3 separate regions of the Homo sapiens genome follow, and regions 2 and 3 are each linked to region 1. The links are chromatin contacts, found by Hi-C or POLR2A ChIA-PET in ENCODE. All regions are on one chromosome and are shown on one strand. The core of a region is the stretch at or near the end of the contact, and the rest is flanking DNA. Distances in the headings are between cores, read along the strand shown.

Region 1 (2,947 bases), core at 336-2,835:
TTATTGCTCTCTTACATTTTGAAGTGGTAAATGGTGTCTTCTTGTGGTTTTACTTTGTATTTATCTGACCACCAGTGATGCTGAGCATCTTTTAATATGTTTATCGGCTATTTGCATTTTCTCTTCTGTGAGTTGCTTGTTCATATCCCCTGCCTGTTTTTTCCTCCTGGATTTTTGGGTTGTTTTCTATCAATTTGTAGGGACTTTTTTTGTGTACAGTCAGTGTTCTGTATCCTCGGGTTCCACATCTGCAGATGCAACCAACCATGATTAGAAAGTATTCCAAAAACTAAAAAAGAAAAAAATGACAAGACAAGAATAAAAAAAATCTAAATAAAAAACAATAGAGTATAACAACTATTTACACAGCATTTACATTATATTAGGTATTAGAAGTAATCAACAGATGATTTAAAGTATACAAGAGGATGTATGTAGGTTATATGCAAATACTATGCTATTTTATAGAAGGGACTTCAGCAATCCTTGGGAACCTGGAACTAATCCCCCACAGATACTGAGGGAGAATATATTAGCAATATTAAAGTTTTATTTGTAATGAATATTTTTCCAATCTCTTATTTGTTTCTGTACTTTGTTTATAACTTTTCCTAAATGAATTTGAATTTTTTTGCTGTCAAATATATCTTTTCATGTATGGTTTCTGAGCTTCCTGGCTTTATTAAAGAGTTCTTCTCCACTCTTTCTGTAAAGGGCCAAATAGTAAGTATGTCAGGTTTTATGGACCATGTCGTCTCTGTCCCACCTATTCACTTCTACCATTATAGCTTGAAAGCCACCAGAGACAAAAGAAATGAATGAGGCTGTGTTTCAAGAAAACCTTACTTATAAAAGCAAGTGGTGGGCTGGGCGTGGTGGCTCATGCCTGTAATTCCAGCATTTTGGGAGGCCAAGGCAGGTGGATTACTTGAGGTCAGAAGTTGAGAGCAGCCTGGCCAACATGGTGAAACTCCTTCTCTACTAAAAATACAAAAATTAGCTGAGTGTGGTGGCACGTGCCTGTAATCCCAGCTATTCAGCAGGCTGAGGCAGGAGAATAACTTAAACCCAGGAGGCAGAGGTTACAGTGAGCTGAGACCACACCACTGCACTCCAGCCTGGGCAACAGAGCAAAACTCCGTCTCAAAAAAAAGCAAGCGGTGTCCTGCTGGTTGTAGTTTGTTGACCCTTGTGTTGAAGTGAAAGTCAAATGATGAAATCCTTTGTTCAAATCCTCTGAAGTTTCTCTATCTCACTTAGATGAGTACAAGCCAAAATTATACCCCATTTCACCCTCACTACCTCTCTGACTTCATCTTCTACAGCTCTCCCCTTGGTCAATCTGCTTTAACTGCCATAGCCTCTCTTTGTTCCTTGTACCCACCAGACAAACCCCAAGCCAGGCTCTCTCTCTCTCTTTGCACTTATTTTTCCCACTGCTTAGGATGCTCTTTCCCCAGATATTTGGGTAAATATTTTCCTTATTTTCTTCTGGATTTAGCTCAAATTTCAGCATATCAGGATGTCCTTCCCCAGCCACCTATTTAAAATTTAACCCCCTGTTCTGCCACATACTTTCTGTTCCTCTTTCCTGTTTTTTTCTTTTTAACTCCCCACTAATACTGTATAGTTTACTTACTTATAATGTTGATCATTTCCTCTCTTAAAATATAAGTTTCACAGGGGCAAGAATTTTCATCTGTTTTGTGTCCTCAGCACTTAGAAGAGTGTTTGGCATATAGTAATTTTTGTTGAATAATTGAATATACATAATAGAGAGGGAGAACTGAAGATACATATATATATAGAGAGAGGGAGAGAGAGAGAAGCAGGGGGTGATATCAGGAGGAAGGTCCTTGAGAATGAGAGATAACCAGCTTTTAGGGGAGCAGGGACACTTCTTCATTGGAGTAAGAGATAAAAGGGGTGCCTGGGCAGTTTCGTCTATACCAGGGCTTCTCAGCCTTGGCACTATTGACATTCTGGGCTAGATAGTCCTTTGTAGTTGGGGGCTGTCTGTTGTAGGATATTTAGCAGCATGCCTGGCTAAGATATCCCAGTAGTAGCCACCTCCTCCAGTTGTGACAATCAAAAATGTCTCTAGACATTGCTGGATGTCCCCTGGGGAGAACAATTTCCCTTGGTTGAGAACCACTGGTTTCTTTATTTAGACTGTGAAGGGGGACTTTTTAGTGATGACTCTTATTCCCTCAATTACGTATAAGATGCGGTCTTCAGATGAGAGTTTGGGGGGAAGGAGTAAGAGGTTTGAAGAAAGAGAAGCTATGTAGTGGTGGCCTCAGAGTGGGAAAAGGCAATGGTGAATAAGAAATAGGCTTGCCTCCTTCCTGGCCCTGAGGAACATGAAGTGGGGTGAAAAATAGCCTCTTTGTCAGAGGGCTGCAGGGGAGGCATGCTTGGTGGACAACCATTCAGAAATTAGGTTTCTGATCACAGACTAAGAGTTTTACAGAGCTCAGGGAAAACATTGGGGAGGGAGGGGTGTTGGATGGGATTAGGCTTGTTCAGTATAGTGTGGGGGCTGAGAGATCCATATAACTGCTAATGGGAAGCCTTGGGTTTCTGAAGGGGACTGATATACAGTAGGCTGGGACTAGTCCTGAGAGCCTGATGGAAGGTTGGGAAGCTATCAGATCAGTGTCATAGTCCTGAGTACTTTACTTGAATGTGCAGTAAGCCTCCTGGAGGAGAGGTGGCCAGCCCTTCCATGCTTTCATTACTAATGAGGATGGAATTATTGTTTCTGTTTCCATTTCAAATCGGTCACTGCTAGTCTAGGGAAAAGCTTCACAGTTTTGTATATTTATCTTATCTTTAGCCTCTTTGCCAAATTCTCTTATTAATTCTAATAGTTTTAATGAAGTTTATTAGTTTTTTAGTTAAGCAATTATACCATCTGTAAATAAGTTTCACACTTTTAATGTGA
Region 2 (2,947 bases), core at 238-2,737, 700 kb after region 1:
GGCTCATACAGCAAGTTGGCAATGTGAATTAAATGTCTTATAAAAATGCACGCTGGTTGATCCACGAATTTCCTTTTGATCTCAAGGAAGTTATCAGCTGGGTACTTCAAGATCTATACACAAACCTGTTCATTTCAACATTATTTATAAAAATGGTTTCTAGTAGCACACCCAGATATTTGGATCTTACCAAATACCTTGCAGCAGAGCTATATGGAGATGCAAATATTTTCACCAAATATTATTGAAAACATTTCTCATGTGGTCCATTTTTAATTATAGAAAGCATAAATACATATTTAAATGTGTTGTAGGATATTTCACAAAATGTTAACATGACCCTGGGCAAGGAAAAATCATGGGTGATATATTTTTCATCAATAGTCTGTATTTTATGTATTTTTTCCCAAAAATGGACATGCATTTTAACTGTATAAAAAATTCAAGGCCGGGCACAGTGGCTCATGACTGTAATCCCAGCACTTTGGGAGGCTGAGGGGGGTGGATCACCTGAGGTCAGGACTTCGAGACCAGCCTGGCCAACATGGTGAAACCCCATCTCTACCAAAAATACAAAATTAGCCGGACATGGTGGTGCGTGCCTGTAAACCCAGCTACTCAGGAGGCTGAGGGAGAAGAATCATTTGGACCCAGGAGGTGGAGGTTGCAGTGAGTCGAGATCATGCCATTGCACTCCAGCCTGGGCAAAAAGCGAATCTCCACTTTAAAAAAATAATAATAAATATAAATAAATACATACATACATACACATCTTTAAATGGAAGAAAAAGTAAAATCGGGGCAGAGTGGGGGTGTGACAGGGAAGGGGTGTATGGAGGAGGGATGTGTTCTGGGAGCTAGAGATGCTCTATTCTTGATCAGAATGATAGTCATCAGGGTGTTCCCTTCATTCTGCTGTACATTTATTCTCTAATCTTTTCAGTCACTCTACCATATTTCACAACTTTTAAAAAGGGGAGGGGGTTAAAAAAAGAAAAGTCTGAGAATTTTAACACAAGCTAGGGGAAACTGTAGTTTCAAAGAAAAAAAAAAAAAAGGAAGAAGAAGAAAAGCCTGTTCAGTTGCTGCAATGCCTAATAAAGCTGCAAATACAGCCCAAACCCACAGGCTGTCAGATTCACAAAGTGTGAATGTAATGTAGGCAGGGGAGATGAAGCATTGAGTTATGTTTCTCACTCACACACACACACACACACACACACACACACATGAAAATCTGTCCTTCTGGCCGCCCACCCTTCACCTAATCAGCACCAGTCTAGGCTGCTCAGTGGTGTGTATTCTCACCAAGGTGCTGCCCAGAAGATCCACCTTGCTCAGGGAAGCGTAGTTGGTCCTGTTCCCTTTCACTTTTGCTGGTGCCAGAAATCCTGACAGAAGCAACAGTCTCTATGGTGCCAGAAGAGGAGGCTGTAGCGCTGCCTGGAGACAAACCCTTGCAGAATATATGCTTCCAATTGGAACATGTTGCTTTTAGAGCCTCAGGGCCCTGCAAGGGCAGGATGTGCCGCTCTGATTCCCAGTGTGTGACAGCAGGGGATTCCTCCCAGTTATTCTCAGAGTCAGGCTGTGGTTTGTACTTTCTTTTTTTTTTAGAGACGGAGTCTCGCTCTGTTGCCCAGGCTGGAGTGGTGCAGTGGTGCGATCTCGGCTCACTGCAACCTCCGCCTCCCGGTTTCAAGTAATTCTCCTGCCTCAGCCTCCTGAGTAGCTGGGACTACAGGCACACGCCGCCATGCCCGGCTAGTTTCTCTTGTCTTTTAGTAGAGAGGGGGTTTCACCATGTTGCTCAGGCTGGTCTCAAAACCCTGAGCTCAGGCAATCCGCCCACCTCGGCCTCCCAAAGTGCTAGGATTAGAGGTGTGAGCCACTGCACCCGGCCGGTTTGTACTTTCTATCAGATCATTCAACTAAACTTTGTGACACCGCAGATAAAACAAAGCAGATTAATGTCGCTGATCCAAAGAGCCAGGTTCTGCTGCACTTGGACCCAATGGGACCCGAAGAGGCTTCGGCTCTCCAGCAAAGATTGGGGGAGCCAGGTTTGTCCTCACCCGTAGTTCAGGGATGGTGTTGGGTAATTTTGATAAAGTACCCCTTCCTCATAGAAGCAAAAACTCCTTTCTGTTATTTTTTCTTTTAACTTCCAAATTAAAGACACCAACATGTTGTAACAAACAACATAGAACATCCTTTAATCCAGTAAGGGGCACTGCCAACCATGAAGAAGGTCAGTTCACAAGCAGACACATAGGGCATAGACATGGCCTTCCCGTTGCAATCTTGGTTCCACCTCTCATGGTACCTCACGCTCTCTGTCTTGTGTTGTAACTATCTGTGCACTTACCATTGACTTTATCTCCTCCATTACTGGGCTGCAGGCTCCCAGAGGACATAATCCGTGTACAATGGATTTACCTTTGTTTCCTCCCTGCCTGGCATAATGCCTTGTAGTCAGTAGCTCCTCCAAATGTTTGTAGAGAAGAAGAAAGGGAATTAGCATGCCTTAATCTCTAAGCTGTACCAGTTACTATACATATGCTTAATGTATATGATCATATTTAACTCGTAAAACCAGCCTCCAAGGTGTTATTATTACCATTTTATAGAAATGGTAAAGAAACGGAGGCTCAAAAAAGTTAGATGCCTGCTTAAGATCACTGAGCCAGTTAGAGTGAGAGATGGACTTGAGTCTAGAACTGTCCCTCTGCCAAATTCCTGCTCTTATTTCTTCATTAACGAGTGAATGAATGGGGGTTAATGATACCTGTGCGATGAGTCATCCCCAGACCCCCAGGTGCTACTAACACTGCTTCCCAACCCTCGCCTGGGGTTGGCAGGGCTTTTTTAATTCACTGGATAGTCCCTAACAGGGCTGGCATTAACCCATAGACAATAGAGAAGTGGCCTTGGCATTAGTTTGTGA
Region 3 (2,947 bases), core at 146-2,645, 590 kb after region 1:
GGATTTGAATCCAAGGTGCTTCCCTGCAGCCACTTAACGATACACACCTCTCCCTGTGCCTGCAGCCCCATAGGGGGAGCATCCTAAACACCTTTATGACATCTTTCCCCCTCCCCACCTTAAGTCCAGTTCTGTTGGGTCTTCTTCACCTCACTGTCTGGCCCTCTCTTCGAATACTGAAATGTTTTCCCAATGTCTTCCCTCCTGATTTCTAGGTTGGATCATAAACCTTGCCCTTAGCCCACCCACTCCTGTTTCCTCCTCTACTGCTCTGTTCTCTCCCGTCCATCCCTGAGGGGCTCATTACCCAAGCACCATTTACAATGACAAAGCAAATGCACTGCATTTAGATTGATTTTTGTCTTAGTCAAACTGGGGTACATTTGTAATACAGAAAAGGATTGGTGTGTTTCATCACAAGGAATTAAAGCTATTATCTCACAAATCTGATTGATGTGAGCAGCCAAAACAAATATGTTGAGTAATTTCTTCCCTTACTAACTAGTTCTTTGCTTGAATCTTCCAGTTAATAGTTACGCCTGGCAAATTCTCAAATGGTATATATTATATTCATCCCAGCACTTGCGTTCTGTTTTGGATATGATTTTGAAAGAAGACATCTTAGAGAGTAAATTCTTGAGGAAAGGACATAAATAGATAAATACCAGATATAAATAGATAAACATGAATAAAAATGCATATTTCAGAAACATTGTAAAAAATAACAATAATAATAATAATATAATGGCTGTAATTTTTCAAACATCCTCAGACCACAAAGGTAATGCAGAGGGAAAATAGGCGTATTTGTTTTCCTCTTGCCTTATGGCTGAAAGAGCAAAGCATGCATGATTTTTATGACCTGGCTAGTGATGTGTCCCTTCAGGGAGCTATTAACTCTATCCTTGTAGATGGTGCCTGATCCCCTTCAAAATTAGAAATTGCTTAAAACCAGAAAAAAAAAAAGCATTTCATTCCTAAATAGGCCATTAGTGATATTGGATAGTTTGTTATGCTGTAATGCAATATTGAAATTCCTAGAGGCAATGGATTTTCAGTAGTGAATTAAAAAGACCAAACTAAACCAAGTATTTGAGGAATGAGTGAAAAGAATCTTGGGTAGCTAACTATTTTATAGGTTGTGTGTCAGCAAGTGACCTTTTGAAAATAAAATTATTAACTCTCCCCAGAGAACTAAATGCAAATTGAGCCCAGCTGGATTGTGTGGTAGGTATGAAAACATATCTATTTTGATGCAGGGGAGCAGGGGGTGGACATATATGTCACGAAATGTCAGAATAATGACCATCACCCTCAACAGAAAGTAAGTGGACTAAAAATAGCAACATACAGTTTTGGTTCTTAAAAATTATCAGCAAAGATGCAAAGGGTAATGACAGCAGATGTGTACAGCAGGGTTTTAACCTGAGTATGTGCCTGGACATGCTGTGCTGCCTCACTGCACAGCTAATACAACCTTTGACAACCTTTTCCCAGGAATGCAGAAGTCCAAGAATAATGCACATAAACTAAATAGCATCATTTCGTAGCATAAGTTAAAGGGAAGCTAATTTACTGGCTGCATGTTACAATAGATAAAATGAATTTCATTGTCTCCATGCCTGTACCTATCATCAGGCTTAATGTAAATACCCCTTTGAAGGACTATAGCTATCAGACGTGACATTAGAGTGATTCACAAACAGCTCTAATTACATAAGTACAAAACTATATTGTACTTACAGGCTTGCAGATACTAACTAATTTCTCATCATTTGCATCCAAAAACCCTGGTAAATTCCCTTTTCCTGAATATAGTATCTAAATTTTAAATGTGTAGGAAAAGTCACTATTCTACTAAGTGTATCTTTCAATAGATACTTAATTTCCTTTCTGAAGTTACTGTAATTATTTCAGGAATTGAGCCTTTTTGTCCTAGAATTTTTGTTCTCATCAGGATAGACAAGCTCTCCAAGGACACGCTGATATTTCTCCTGGCTAACCTCTGGGGACATTATCAATGCATGGTACAGTAAGTTAATATTTCACCAAAGGTTAAAAAAAATAGAAGAATACAATTTGAGGAGAGGGGATTGTTAAGAATCATATTCAGGTTAAAATATTACATTCATAGGAACTTTAAAAATTTTAAATCAATATAGATGATTTCAACACAGTATATAAATCAAAGCCCTCCTATTTATTCCCTGGCCTGATTGATAGGGTTTCTCTATTAAAATTGCCCATTCCATCCCAAATATGGATAATATATAATTTGAAGTTGAAATCAGGTCCCTTGAGTTTCTTGAGATTGGATAAATGTCTGCAAACATCAACAAACAGGCCTTAAAGTAAGGCAGTAATCTATAAACCATCCTGATGACTTGTCAATAGGAGGAGGGAGACAGGATGAGACTGTAAACTCAGCAACCTCTTCCTGACCTTAACCCTCCCCCAACCTCTGAAAAGTAATGAGGACTGTTCCTTGAGCCTTTGTTTGAGGAAGCTGAGAATAAGAATTGTGAGCTCCTGTATTCCCACAGAGACTTAAAGTATCCACAACCCCTTCAGTTCAAAATTGCTTTATATTTGGTGACCTGAGGTTCAAGTAGATAAGTTTTGCTACATTCAAGAATGCAGAAATAATTCACCCTGTCACTGCACTGAGCAAGACAACCAACCAGGGCTGGTGTGGCCCAGGAAAGGTCTAGGGAAACAGGGAACCGAGGATGTATTTCAAGGGGGCAGGTGGACTGGGGAACAGGAACTGTTTGAATAATTTTCAGAGACTCTGAGATTTTAGCTGCCACCAAAATGAGAAAAAAAGCACCAGATGTAGAGTTAGTAAACCAAGTTTCTAGTCAGCTCTGCCATTAATTTATTTTGTTATCTTGGACAAGTTTCTTAATTTCTCTGGGACTCAGTTTTCCCATCTAAAGACTGGCTG

Evidence for each region. Hi-C counts contacts between places; a loop is a spot of excess contacts on that map. ChIA-PET counts read pairs that join two places held with the same protein, here RNA polymerase II (POLR2A). Pooled maps may share reads with other maps.
Region 2: a pooled map shows a loop between it and region 1 (4-fold over the local background). The contact joins two enhancer-like sites. A Hi-C loop is called at or near these places in 2 of 37 single-sample maps with no recorded cell type and 4 of 50 pooled maps. POLR2A ChIA-PET finds 5 or more read pairs at or near these places in 1 of 52 experiments (GM12878).
Region 3: a loop to region 1 is called in a pooled map, with 8 times the contacts of the local background. The contact joins two enhancer-like sites. A Hi-C loop is called at or near these places in 2 of 37 single-sample maps with no recorded cell type and 4 of 50 pooled maps.

What each region holds. Positions count from the first base shown.
Region 1 is chr6:88,493,134-88,496,080 of GRCh38, reverse strand. No RefSeq gene overlaps it. Among named protein-coding and RNA genes, the nearest start is that of CNR1, 330 kb to the right of the region's middle. Within about 2 kb of position 1,585, at least 2 of the 41 ENCODE cell types and tissues checked have a DNase peak (open chromatin) inside an H3K27ac peak, as active enhancers do; they include GM12878, where a contact is called at or near this core.
Region 2 is chr6:87,795,192-87,798,138 of GRCh38, reverse strand. The region is part of intron 2 of LOC101928911 (a long non-coding RNA gene); the gene reads right to left. Among named protein-coding and RNA genes, the nearest start is that of AKIRIN2, 94 kb to the right of the region's middle. RefSeq lists enhancers at 1,213-1,312, 1,267-1,766, 1,767-2,268. Within about 2 kb of position 1,487, at least 5 of the 41 ENCODE cell types and tissues checked have a DNase peak (open chromatin) inside an H3K27ac peak, as active enhancers do; they include GM12878, where a contact is called at or near this core.
Region 3 is chr6:87,903,744-87,906,690 of GRCh38, reverse strand. The region is part of intron 2 of LOC101928911 (a long non-coding RNA gene); the gene reads right to left. Among named protein-coding and RNA genes, the nearest start is that of SPACA1, 140 kb to the left of the region's middle. RefSeq lists an enhancer at 1,238-1,487. Within about 2 kb of position 1,395, at least 2 of the 41 ENCODE cell types and tissues checked have a DNase peak (open chromatin) inside an H3K27ac peak, as active enhancers do.